Regions from separate parts of the Homo sapiens genome. Here region 2 is linked to region 1. Evidence: chromatin contacts called from ENCODE Hi-C data. All regions are on one chromosome and are shown on one strand. The core of a region is the stretch at or near the end of the contact, and the rest is flanking DNA. Distances in the headings are between cores, read along the strand shown.

Region 1 (7,093 bases), core at 3,631-6,130:
TATTATACCCTGTGGGGACTTGCCAAGTCAAAGACAGCTCTCTACTTCAGAAAAGTACCTCTGTCCCTCCTGACTCTCCTCAGACTGGGCATTAGTAAATTAGGACTATTTGATTGGGGGAAACTTTGGTAAAGACTCCAGTGTCAACCAGGAGTCTTGCCCCCCAATGTAGAACTTTTATGCCATAGTTGGTCCAACGTTCTGTTGACCACTAAAGAGCAAGGATGGACTGACCCAACTGGTTTTTGTAATTTCCTAAAATCATACATTCATTTTACTAGAGGATCATAGAAGTTAAAGACTTAAAACAAACTTTGGCAGTTAAGACAAGATACCAAGATGCAAATGCCTGGTTAAAATGGATCAAATATTCCATTTGCACGTTAAACAAAAGCAATTGTTATGCTTGTGCACGTGGCAGGCCAGAGGCCCAGACAGTCCCCTTTCCACTAAGGTGGTCCTCCAGTGGACCGTGGGCTGCATGGTATCTCTTTTCCAGGATTCTACAGCCTGGAGTAATAAGTCATGCCAAGCTCTCTCTGCTATATCCCAAAGTCTGGCACCCTGAAGTTCAGCCCCCGAGGGCCATCCAGCTGCCATCTCCCAACACTAAGTTCATTTCGTGTCTCTCACAATAGGAAGGAAACTTAGCGTTCCTTGGAAACCTGAAGGGATGTAGTGAACTTAAGAATTTTCAAGAGCTTATCAATCAGTCAGCCCTTATTCATCCCAGAGCAGATGTGTGGTGGTATTGTGGTGGACCTTTACTGGGCACTCTGCTGAATAACTGGAGTGGCACTTGTACTTCAGTCCAATTGGCTATCCCTTTCACCCTGGCATTTCATCAGCCAGAGGGAGGAAAAATAAGACATTGTAAAGCGAGAGAAGCCCCTTATGGGTCTTTTGACTCTCACGTCTATTTAGATGCAATTGGATTCCCATGGGGAATACCAGATCACTTTAAAGCTTGAAATCAAATAGCTGCAAGATTAAAGTCAACATTTTAGTAGATAACTGTAAATAAATATGTAGATTAGATGAACTACATCTATTACAACCAACAGCAATGAACTTTTCATGAGTTAAAAGAAAAACTCATGTTGGCCTCAGCCCTGGGGCTACCTGACCTGACAAAACCCTTTACACTCTATGTGTCAGAAAGAGAAAAAATGGCAGTTGGAGTTTTAGCCCAGACTGTCGGGCCCTGGCCAAGGACAGTGGCCTATCTCTCAAAACAACTAGACAAAGTTTCCAAAGGCTGGCCCCCATGTCTAAGGGCCCTGGCAGTGACAGCCCTGTTAGCACAAGAAGCAGATAAACTAACGCTTAGGCAAAACCTGAATATAAAGGCCTTCCATGCTGTGGTAACTTTGATGAATACCAAAGGACATCATTGGCTAACAAATGCTAGATTAACCAAGTATCAAAGCTTGCTATGTGAAAATCCCCCATAACCATTGAAGTTTGCAACACCCTAAACCCTGCCACCTTGTTCCCGGTATCAGAGAGCTCAGCTGAACATAAATATGTAGAGGTATTGGACTAGTTTATTCTAGCAGGCCCAACCTCCAAGACCATCCTTGAACATCAGTAGACTGTGAGCTGTATGTGGACAGTAGCAGTTTCACCAACCCCTGCAAAGTGACTCTGAAGAGGACAACAAGCCCTGCTCCAGTCACATCCAGAAGCTGACTGGTCCACACATGGCCAAAGCATAAGAAAACTCATCATGGGACTCATTTTCCTTAAAATTTGAACTTGTACAGTAAGGACTTCAACTGACCTTCCTCAGACTGAGGACTGTTCCCAGTGTATACACCAAGTCACTGAGGTAGGACAAAAAGTTGCTATGGTCCTATTATTTTATGGTTATTATAAGTGTACTGGAACTCTGAAAATAACTTGTTTGTATAATGTTATTCTATACAAGGTATGTAACCCAGGAAATGACCTGTGTTATGTGTGTTATGACCCATCTGAGCTTCCCATGACCACAGTTTTTGAAATAAGATTAAGGACTGAGGACTCGTGGGGGCTCATAAATGACATGATTAAAGTGTTAGCCAAAACAGAAGAAAAAGGGGTGCCCAAAAAAGTCACCTTGAAATTTGATGCCTGTGCTGTCATTAATAGTAATAAGTTAGAAATAGGATATGGTTCTCTTAATTAAAAAAGAGGCTATATGACAAAAAATAAGTACATTTGTCATGAATTAGGACTGTGTGAAAATGAATGTGGATACTGGTCTTGTGTCATTTAGGCTACTTGGATAAAAAATGAAAAAAAAAATCCTGTCCACCTTCAGAAAAGGAAAAGTGGCCCTTCCTATACCAGGGGTCCGTGTAACCCCTTAGAACTGGTAATAACCAACCCCCTTGATCCTCCCTGGAAAAAAGGGGAGCATGTAACCCTAGAAATCGATGGGGCTGGACTGGATCCTTGAGTAAATATCATAGTTTGAGAAGAAGTTTATAAACCCTCTCCTGAGCCAGTATTTCAAACTTCTATGATGAACTGAATGTGCCAGTGCCAGAAATTCCAGGAAAAACAAGAAATTTGTTTTTGCAATTAGCCAAGCATGTAGCCCAGTCTCTCAATGTCACTTCATGTTATTTATGCGGAGGAACTATACTGGGAGATCAATGGCCATGGGAAGCCTGAGAATTAGTACCTACAGACCCAGTTCCTGATAAATTCCTGGCTCAAGAGAATCACCCTGATAACTTCTGGGTCTTGAAAGCCTCAATCATTAGACAATACTGTATAGCAAGAGTGGGGAAGGACTTCACCCTTCCTGTGGGAAGACCCAGCTGCCTTGGGCAAAAACTGTATAATAGTACTACAAAAACAGCCACCGTGGCGTTCAAACCACACTAAGAAAAATCCATTTAGTAAATTCCCAAAGTTGTAAACCATGTGAACCCACCCAGAGTACCACCAGGACTGGACAGCCCCCACTGGATTATACTGGATATGTGGGCATAGAACTTATGCCAAATTACCTGACCAGTGGGAAAGTAGTTGTGTTATTGGCACTATTAAATCATCTTTCTTCCTACTGCCCATAAAGACAGGTGAACTCCTGGGCTTCCCTGTCTATGCTTCCCATGAAAAGAGAAACATAGCCATAAGAAATTGGAAAGATAATAAATGGTCCCCTGAAAGAATCATACAATATTATTGGCCTGCTACTTGGGCAAAAGACAGCTCATGGGGATACTGGACCCCCATTTACATGCTCAACCAAAGCATATGGTTACAAGCTGTCTTAGAAATAATCACTAATAAGACCAGCAGAGCCTTGACTATTCTGGCCCAGCAAGAAACTCAGATGAGAAATGCTATCTATCAAAATAGATTGGCTCCCAACTACTTGCTGGCAGCTGAAGGAGGGGTCTGTAGGACATTTAACCTTACTAATTGCTATCTACACATAGATGACCAAGGGCAAGTAGTTGAAGACATAGTTAGAAATATGACAAAACTGGCACATGTGCCCGTGCAAGTGTGGCATGGATATGATCCTGGGGCCATGTTTGGAAAATGGTTCCCAGTGCTAGGAGGATTTAAAACTCTTATAATAGGAGTAATAATAGTAATAGAAACCTGCTTACTGCTCTCTTGTTTGCTACCTGTACTTCTTCAAATGATAAAAAGCTTCATCGCTACCTTAGTTCACCAAAATGCTTCAGCACAAATGTACTATATGAATCACTATTGATCTGTCTTGCAAGAAGACATGGGTAGTGAAAATGAAAGTGAGAACTCCCACTAATGAGTGAGATTCTCAAAGCGGGGGACTAAAGGAGGAGACCACCCCTCATATTGTCTTATGCCCATTTCTGCCTCCAAAGAAAGAAGAAGTAAAAACTAAAAGGCGGAAATGAAATCCACAGGCAGACAGCCCAGCACCACACCCTGGGCCTGGTTAAAGATCGACCCCTGAGCTAACTGGTTATGTTATCTATGGATCCCAGACATTGTATGGAAAAGCACTGTGAATATCCCTGTCCTGTTCCATTCTGATTACTGGTGCATGCAGCCCCCAGTCACATAACCCCTGCTTGCTCAATTGATCACGACCCTCTCACATGGACCCACTTAAAGTTGTAAGCCCTTAAAAGGGACAGGAATTGCTCACTCTGGGAACTTGGTTTTTGGAGACGTGAGTCTTGCTGAAGCTCCCGGCCAAATAAAGCCCTTCCTTCTTTAACTTGGTGTCTGAGGGGTTCTGTCTACAGCTTGTCCTGCTATGTGTCTACTTTGGATACCTCATATGAGAGGAATCACAGAGTATTTGTCTTTTTCTGATGGCTTCTTTTTTTTTTTTGTGATGGCTTCTTTTACTTAGCATGAGATCTCCAAGTCTCATTCTTGTTGTAGCATATGATAGGATTTCCTTCTTCTGTAAGGTTGATTAATGTTTCATTGTATGTATATACCACATTTTCTTTATTCATCCATTAATGTACATTTGGGTTGCTTCCACCTCTTGGCTATTATTAATAATGCTGCAATAAATATGTGTACAAATATCTTTACAAGATCATGTAACTCATAGATACTTATTTCTTTAAAGTTAGTTTTTGGAGATTTATTGTATTCCTTTAGTTGGGCCATGTTTTCTTGCTTCTCTGTATGCCTTGTGATCTTTTATTGAGATTTGTGCATTTGAAAACAACACCAACCTTTTCCAGTCATTACAAACTGACTTTATGTAGTGGAAGACCTTTACGGGTTAGCATAGCTAGAGATTCTGGGGGCCCTTCAAACTTCTTTGGGACATGTATGTGTAATTTCCTAGTAAAAGAGTTTTGCCTGCTTCTTCTTCTTTCTCCCCCTGGTGTCTGCCTGCAGTACTACAATCTCCCTAGTGGTGAAATAGTGTGCCTGCCTTTGTTCTCCGAGGCTCACAACATGCTATTCAACTCTGCACTCTGAGTCAGGCAAGACAGAAACCAGTACCTTGGGTAACCCCCACAAAACCCAGAATGCTGGACTCATGGTCTAGTCCTCTTGCCTCTTTAAAGGAGAATCTGGTGCAGTGGGATAATTAAGTAATCAGAGAGACAGAGAGGTTGGGGAGGAATTATTTAATTTTTTAGGTGCACCAAGCCAGTCAGATTAACATCCAAAGGAATGAGCCCTGAACAAAGAATGTGGTTACCTTTTAAGCATTTTGTGGGGTGGGGGGAGATCTGTGCAGGAGGAAGCATATTACAGAAGTGAGAAACAAAGACAGTTATTTAATTAAGACATGCATTACATCATTTCTTCCTTTTCAAGAAACAACATGTTTTATGACTTGAGATTATCTGTCTAGTGATCTTGCAGCTGCACAGCTAGAAAAACAATGCTTCACCATGCCTGGGAAAGACAGAGATAAGGCTCACTAGCCTCAGAAAGAAAAATAGGCAGTTAATTTTAAAGGACTCCAGCCCTTTCTCTTCCTTAAGGGAAATTGGGGGTTTTTTTTTACATAAAACTGAGTTTTTGCTTACACAGTTTTTAATTTCTTTTAATTCCTGTTCCACTGGAACTTTAATGTTTTCTGTAGATCAAGTCGCATTGTGCCAGGGTGAAAGAGTGGCTGGAATGAGTAAAATGCGACAACAATTTCTCCTCATTTTGATGCATCTTTTCCTGGCTTTGCATTCACCTAAGGTGCTGCAACCTCTTAACTAGTTTCTAGAGTTCTCACAAAGGCATTGTAGTTCATACATTGTTGTCAAGTCAGTCTCTCCATGGGGAAATGAGGGCCTGAGGCTTCCTATTCCACCGTCTTGCTGATGACACTCAAGTCAATTTCCTATTGCTAGAGCCTATTGTGCTGAGAGGTCATCTAGTTATCCCAAGTTTCTGTGTCAGAGCTCAAAAACAGATGCTTATGTTTGACAACAAGGGGTTGGAGAGAAATTTTGGAGTTCCTCTAAGTATACGTACAACTCCCTGTGCACATTATCCATAAAATATCTCTTATTCCTGCAGGTCCATGAGCAAGTCTGTCTCTCTGGCCTTTCTAGTTCCAAGGATCTCTCCTTAGAGAATAAGGAGGCCTTAACTCTTTGGACCCAAAACAATTATTTGTGCTTTTGTTTCCTAGCTAGCCCTGTTTCCCAGGTCCCATCTGCATCTCAGTTTTCGTTACCCACTTTCCAACTCCTCTCCTTCAGGACCAGAAAATCTTCTATTCCCTAAGGACATCTGTGCTTCTCTTAATTATCATGTTATCCCTTCCATTCCATGATACCTCTCGTACCCCATACACTAGGAACTCTTCTCTTTCTATACATCTTTCTGAAGCACATATAAAATCTCTAGTGAGATATTATTCTTTGGATTGCTGGAAAACAAAAGCTAGAAGCTAGTAAGCAGCATCTCCTTTTCCTTTCTCCATTAGTATATTCCTCTATCTCCTTCACTTATCTCTCCCTTTGCATATATTATGTTTTTAAAAACATACCTTTATATGTAATATACAAATATTTATATATACAATTATTTATATATTTAAATGTATTTAAATATACAATTATTTATATAATTAAATGTATTTTCAAATAACATATTTGTGTGTAATACACAAATTATTTATGTATTTAAATATATTTTCAAGTAACTTAAAAATGCATATATATATTCCATGTGTGCCTGTGTGTGTGTGTGTGTGTGTGTGTGTGTGTGTGTGTGTGTGTATATATATATATATATATATATATATATATATATATGCATGTATGTTATTTAGACAATTTGGTGACCCTGTTAGGGGCACAGTGTCTGTGGCTTCAGAGCTGGAGGTAAGGTGGAAATATTTTCATCTTTTTCCAAATATGAGGGAATACTAAGTAGAAAAAAATTAAGATAAAAAATAAATTACTGGAAGTAATCAGCAAGGGTTGAAGCACTTTGCTGCTGGCATAAGGGAAAAAGAATCAACATAGATGACAGCTAGCTAATACAGCACTATGTGATTCCTGAGCCCCATCCAGACGGCGACTTTCCTCCTCTTGATGTCCAGCCCCTCCTGGCCAAGCTGAAAGCATCCATTTAAGAGATGAGAGCAAGTTACCCACTGTGTCTGGTGAAACTG
Region 2 (7,080 bases), core at 682-3,181, 870 kb after region 1:
CGAGAGACTGATGTGTACCTGGCTGCATTGAGAGGGCTGCGTGAGCTCCACCGGGCACAGAGTCCAGCAGGCAGAAATGCTCAGTAAACAGAGCCCTACCATCCACTCTGCTCTCGTCCACCGCAGTAGGCAGCCTTAAAATGGGGTCACTCTGCATAAAGAACAAATACTTGTCAGCAGCTCCACCCTGCCATCTTTCTTGTGCTCAGCTTCTTGGAGAGGCAATGTGGTACGCTTTGAAGGAGCACTACATTTGGAGTTTTGATGACTTGCATTTGAATCTTGGCTGTGCCTTTCGTGGCAGTGCATCCTCCAATGACCTCCTTGACCTTTCTGGGTCTGTTTGTACATCTGCTAAAAGGGGATCATGATGACCTCTGCCCTGCCCACTTCACAGATCCTCATCCTATCCATTGATAACCCCACCTGTGAGATCCTGTAGTAGCTGATGTACATGTTAACCGTCATTATCAGTTGAGAAACTTCTCAACTAGGACCAAGCCCTTCACATCTACTCCTGTTTCTGCCACTGAAGCAAATTAAAAAATAATATATATATATATATATATATATATATATCACCTTGGACCTTTTATTTTCTAGCAAGGATTATCCATAGTTATTATCTACACAGGGTGGCTGGTCCCAGGGGTGTGATTCCCATTTGGGGTAATAAGTAAATGCTCTTCGTAGCAACTGCATATGAGGTGAACAAATACAGCATGCCAATAGCGGGACCCTATCGACAGATGAAGCCAGGATTCCAGCACTTACTCCCAGAGCCAGTTCTTCATTATTCAAGATACAAGATCAAGGCTGGGTCCAGGTTCTGTTGAGCCTGAAGCCTATACAATTTGGGGGTCCCTCTTTAAAAAATATGATAATACACAAATAAAATTAGATAAAGGGTGCCTGTAATCCCAGCACTTTGGGAGGCCAAGGCGGGTGAATCACTTGAGGTCAGGAGTTTTAGACCAGCCTGGCCAACATGGTGAAACCCTGTCTCTACTAAAAATACAAAAATAAGCCAGACATGGTGGTAGACGCCTATAATTCCAGCTATTCAGGAGGCTGAGGCACAAGAATCTCTTGAACCCGGGAGGCGGAGGTTGCAATGAGCCAAGACCATACCACTGCACTCCAGCCTGGGCGACAGAGCTAGACTCCATCTCAAAAAAAAAAAAAAAAAAAAGATAAATGGCCTTGGGAGGGTCCTAAGACTGACCTTCTCCAGCCTTGTGGTCAGTCTGTCTGGACCTGTCTGCACATCATCCCTTTAATTATTTCCCAAAAGCTCTACATCACAAACGCATTATTGAAGATGAAGAAACGGGGCTCAGAGAGGTAGAGGAATTTGTCCAACCCAGTTGTCCAGGAAAGACCAGGCACAGTGGACTCCAAATCCCATATTCTTCCAGCCACAACATGCATTTCTTGAATAAATGCTAAAAGATGTGGTGGGTAATTGGTATTGATGAATGGAACACAAATTTGGGGCAAGTTTCAGGTTCACCCTATCCACACCCTACCCGACTCCCACCAGAACTCCTGAATATCACAAACATCCTTCCAGGACCCCACACACAAAAAGTCCCAGGTTATAACCATATTAGAGTAATGGAAAATGAGAAAATGGAAAAAACCTCCATCATTCCCAGCAAAGACTCAACAGGGCCCTCATGAAGCTCCACCTTGTTCCCACTGAGGCAGCTTCCGGCAAGTGCCTGTTTGTACAACCAGCGAGAAACACAGCTCTTGCTGATCTTAATTCTTACCCCCACTCGTTCAGTTCTCTTATGATGACAGGCACCTCAATTCAGTTTCGCAGCATCCCAAAACGTGCCGGAGTAGGCTGGGTGAGACTCTCGGGGCTCAAAGTCTATCATTACATCTTGGTTGCGACCACAGAGGGTTTTTTTTTTTCTTTTAAACACCAGCTCAAGGGCAGAAGAATTAGTCAGGGCACAGATCTTCCGGATCGCTACTGTATGGGGACCATAACATCACTGTAAGGCCCCTGTGCTGAGCCACAAACCCCACTTGGAACAAAGAAAACTCCCAGGTACTTTACCAGACACCAATTGCGCCATCCTGTTTGGGACACAGTCATTTGGCACTCCAGGTTCTCAACCCATAGTAATAACGCCTCATGCTTTTGAAACTGAAAAATGCATCCAAAAAAATCTCAGTGACACATCATGACTCATGTCCCATCCCCACCCCCACTCCCACCTCCCTCCCGCCCCACCCTAGGGAGGGGGGCTCGTCCTTTTCATTCACCCCTGATGTGAAACCAGGTTGGTCAGTGCCTGTCAATTTCACTTCCTGTTTCCTTGCTTCCATCAGAGAGCAGAGCTGTGAGGAGGGATAGATATTATGCTGTGGTGCAGCCAGACAAGCCCCACCTTGTTGTGCCTCCAGAAGAAGCACATTCTTGGCCTGGGTGGTAACAATAACATCTGGATGGAAATATCAAGTGGTATCAGGCTTCCAGACCACCATTCATGAAAGGTGCATCCACTTAGTAAGCCTCTATGGAGGCCTCTTCTGGGCCAAGTGTTTGTTCGAAGTTGTGTATGGACAGAAAGATATTCCTCCTCTCAAGGTGCCCACAGTCCAGGGCGTACTGAGAAGCCAACAGATAATGCAGTGAGATGGCTGTGGGGATTGGGGTGTTACAGAATTGGGGTGGGGTGGGGACAGCCTGCTTTCAAGGAGTCTAGGCAGGCATCTCAGAGGTGACAGCCAAGACTAGATGGAGGACAATAATAAGGATGATGACGATGATGACACTGATGAACAATATGTGCAGCGTTTTCTAACACTTTGCATTTGTTAACTCACGTATTCTTCCCAGTCACCCTTATTCCCACTTCATAGAGGAGGGAACTGAGGCATCAGGATGGTGAGTAACTGGCCCAAAGTCACATAGCTGTTACAAGCACTATATGAGGACAAGCTGACCTGCCAAAGACAGCGTAGGGATCAGGACGGAGAAAGTCACAGAGAGGAAAGGGCATGGCATTTATGGAGAGCTGCCAACATCTTGGGGCCACACAGCAAAGGGCAAAAGTGGTCCCAACATGTGGGTGTGTGGCCCACAGACACGCTTTGTTGATGGCCCATATAGTGTTTTAAGATATATATATAAACCAACGCTTGAAAATTAGGCTATTTCATATAAAAACTCAGATTCCCAAAATTATGTTGAACAATCAGGATCTGGAAACATGGAGGCCATATTCTTCCATGGCAATAATCAGAGTTGGGTTGGTTCTCTTTAGATGGGGTGTAGCCTTCACCCTGTTTCCGTACAGCCACTTCCACTGCCTGATGTCCCCTTCATCCAGTCCCATTAATCCACCAACGTGACCTGCCTGGTGTGTGTGAGACAGGGCAGAGTCAGGGCACAGAGCTACAGAACTTGGACTGAAGCGTTTCCAGTAAGAGGAGGGCAGTGGTGATGCAGCCAGACTCCTACTGCGTGGAGATGAGTCCAGCAGCTCCCTGGAAGAGGGACTGCATGGAGCATAAGACTGCAGCAGGGAAGAGGAGGAGAGGATAAAGTACTGTTCATGCAGGATCAGAACCGGGGCAAGTGTGAAGAGGTCCCTCTACTGAACTTCTACGGAGGTTGATTTTACCGGAAATCTTTTCTCTATTTTCTCCCTGGGGCTCAGGATATAAGCTATACTTAGCAAGCAGTACTTTTTCATATGGAAGACTAAGATTCGCAGAGACCCTGCCAAGGCAACTTACATAGAGCCAAAGGAGAAAAATTAGGCAGATGCTCTCGGGGGAGTTAATTTTAAGGCATTACAGCATTTAATACACAGATTCCACTTCAGTGTTAAACCAAACCAGTCGCAGAGGCTTAAAAAACAGTGGCCAGGTCAACCACTTCACTTTACTCCCAGCCCCCAAAACCTCTCCTGCCCACCATGTTTTCAACTTGAAGCCACACTGAACCATGGAGCACTGTTAGGAAGGCTGGAGGTGGGCAGAGGGGACAGCCCGAGATCATGGTGCCACGAGAAGCTTCCCTCCAGTTGGGGAGATGGGGCCAAGCCCCATGGACCACGAGTGAGAAAGACACATCATGTTTCTATTTCACGTGTGCCATTCACGTGCTTAGTTCTGGGACGCTGCAGAGAAGCAGCAGTTACAGACCTGCTGATGGTGTGGTCAGGAAAGAAGCAGGAAAAGGGTGGGGCACGGTGGTGGCTCACGCCTGTAATCCCAGCACTTTGGGAGGCCGAGGCAGGCGGGTCACCTGAGGTCAGGAGTTCAAGACCACCTGGCCAACATGGTGAAACCCTGTCTCTACAAAAATAAAAAATTAGCTAGGCATGATGGCGGGCGCCTGTAGTCCCAGCTACTCGGGAGGCTGAGTCAAGAGAATTGCTTGAATCCGGGAGGCGAAGGTTGCAGTGAGCCGAGATCACGCCACTGCACTCTAGCCTGGGCAACTGATCGAGACTCTGTCTCAAAAAAAAAAAAAAAAAAGCAGGAAAGTAATTTGACAACTAGGAGATCTATGACAACACTTCACTCAGCTGTGGAAAGGTCTTGGGTGTTAGGGTCACATTTGACAATTCTGCCTGTTTGCTGTGTGGCACTGATGCCTGGCTGAGCTTCTCTGTGTCTGTCTCCTCATCTTTTAAATGAGAGCGCTTTGTACACTGGGAAGTGACCTGTGGATGTGAGAGGCCCTGTTGCTATGTGTCCTCTTCATCATTGCTTGCCTATTTTACTATATTTTTTTTTTTGAGACGGAGTCTCGTTCTATTGCCCAAGCTAGAGTACAGTGGCGTGATCTCTGCTCACTGCAACATTCGCCTCCCAGGTTCAAGTGATTCTCCAGCCTCAGCCTCCTGAGTAGCTGGGACTATAGGCACGTGCCACCACATCCAGCCAATTTTTGTAGTTTTAGTAGAGACAGGGTTTTACCATGTTGGCTAGGCTGGCCTCAAACTCCTGACTTCAGGTGATCTGCCTGCCTCGGCCTCCCAAAGTGCTGGGATTACAGGTGTGAGCCACCGCGCCTGGCCACTTGCCTGTTTTTCAATCCAGGGCTGGTCCCCCGGCTGGAAGTCTGCAGAGAGGGTCGAGCCCTCCATCTTTCCTTCTCTCCCTTCCCAAAGTTTCCCAGCTCTGCTGCTATCCCAGGACCCTTTCTTAGGCTATAAAATCCACACGAAGGTGCTATTCAAAAAGATTCCCGCATTTCCTACTTTGAAAGGGCACCCTAAGGAGTGACTAACAGTGATATTTCAGGAGGCACTGGGTGGTCGTGTCTTGAGCGCTCAGATTCTACCCCATGAGCATCTACATTCAATCAAGCCAGAGACCAAGATAAAAGCTAAAAAACCCAACCAAGTTTCCAGGTTTTCATAGTGGTTGGCTCCATGTAGACTGGAATTAGCAAACAGGTTTCAATCCATGTACCAGATCTGATGGTATGAAACACTGATTATGGCCGGACACTGTGGCTCATACCTGTAATCCCAGTACTTTGGGAGGCCAAGGCAGGAGAACTGCTTGAGCCGAGGAGTTTGAGACCAACCTGGGCAACATAGCGAGACCCCGTCTCTACAAAAAAAAATAATAATAATAATAATTAGCTGGACATGGTGGTGTGTGCCTGGGGTGCCAACTACTCGGGAGGATGAGGTGGGAAGATCACTTGAGCCTGGAAGGTTCAGACTGCAGTGAGCTATTATTGTGCCACTGCACTCCAGCCAGAGCAACAGAGTGAGACCTTGTCTCGAAAAAAAAAAAAAAAAAAAGAAAGCAAGAAAGAAAAGAAAAAGAAACACCGATTATGCAGAGAATCAGTCTGAGCCGCGTCTGAACTCAGCAGACACGCATACTATGATGGAGTAGAGATGCTGTCGGGAGCACACAGAGCAGTCATATGCGTGTTGCATATTTGTTACTGTGTAGACAAAACACCTAGGCCAGGGTTGTCCAAGCTTTTGGCTTCCGTGGGCCACACTGGGAGAATTATCTTGGGCCACGCATGAAATACACTGACACGGCAGGGCGCGGTGGCTCATGCTTGTAATCCCAGCACTTTGGGAGGCCAAAGCGGGCGGATCACCTGAGGTCAGGAGTTCAACACCAGCCTAGCCAACATGCAGCCTGGCCGTCTCAACTGAAAATACAAAAAGTAGCTGGGCATGATGGCTGGCGTCTGTAATCCCAGCTACTCGGGAGGCTGAGGCCGGAGAATCCCTTGAACCCAGGAGGCAGAGGTTGCAGTGAGCTGAGATCACGCCACTGCACTCCAGTCTGGCGACAAGAGTGAGATTCCATCTCAAAACAAAACAAAACAAAAAGAAAAGAAAAAAGAAATATACTGACACTAACGATGGCTGATAAGCTAAAAATTCACACACACAAAAATCTCGTAATGTTTTAAGAAAGTTTACAAATTTGTGTTGGGCCACACTCAAAGCCGTCCTGGGATGCGGGTTGGACAAACTTGACCTAGACATTCTGCCTCTCTTCACTTGGGCCCCCCCAGATGTCTGGCCTGCGTAGACCAGCCTCAGTGCACGCAGCTGGAAGGTGCAGTGCCTGTCGGAGGCACCCGTTTCCCCACCAAGGGCCTCATGTTCGCATGCCCACTCCACGTTCACTCCATCATCCATCTCACTCCGTTTTCTATTGAAAGCACCCTGTCACCTTTCGCGTTTCCAACTCAGGAAACAGCAACCACGGAACAGAAGAAAAATCAAGATCCCATTTGCCTTGATGGATTCATTTCGATACAACTTCACTCAAGAGCTCGCCGCTTCCTGATTTCACATTTCACCATCAAAGACGAGGGCCGGGGCAGAGCTGGGGGATGTGGCCCAATCGGCAACATGCGTGGCTGAGCAACAGGTTTCTGCCAGGAGAGGCAACTCTGGGACCGCAGCTTCGGGATCCATTGGCCCATCCCAACAGCTAACAGAGGCAGAACATTCTGGAACATCACCCACCTGTCCCATCCTACAGGCTCCCAAGCCAACTGTGGCAAAGGTGAACCAAAGCCCTGAAAGAACTCGAAGTGAGACAAAGCCAGGCTCTCTG

What was found. A loop is a pair of places that touch in the nucleus more often than their neighbours do. Pooled maps may share reads with other maps.
Region 2: a map with no recorded cell type shows a loop between it and region 1 (4-fold over the local background). The contact joins two enhancer-like sites. A Hi-C loop is called at or near these places in 2 of 37 single-sample maps with no recorded cell type and 2 of 50 pooled maps.

The regions. Positions count from the first base shown.
Region 1 is chr11:60,188,936-60,196,028 of GRCh38, forward strand. No RefSeq gene overlaps it. Among named protein-coding and RNA genes, the nearest start is that of MS4A6A, 9.4 kb to the left of the region's middle. RefSeq lists a cis regulatory region at 4,748-5,035 and an enhancer at 6,986-7,065. Within about 2 kb of position 4,881, at least 7 of the 41 ENCODE cell types and tissues checked have a DNase peak (open chromatin) inside an H3K27ac peak, as active enhancers do.
Region 2 is chr11:61,059,365-61,066,444 of GRCh38, forward strand. LINC02954 (long intergenic non-protein coding RNA 2954) reads left to right here. Exons shown (of 4, transcript NR_186234.1): 3 at 2,347-2,511. The region is part of intron 1 of LOC105369325 (a long non-coding RNA gene); the gene reads right to left. Among named protein-coding and RNA genes, the nearest start is that of LINC02954, 7.5 kb to the left of the region's middle. RefSeq lists enhancers at 1,552-2,751, 1,817-2,056, 2,407-2,646. Within about 2 kb of position 1,932, at least 7 of the 41 ENCODE cell types and tissues checked have a DNase peak (open chromatin) inside an H3K27ac peak, as active enhancers do.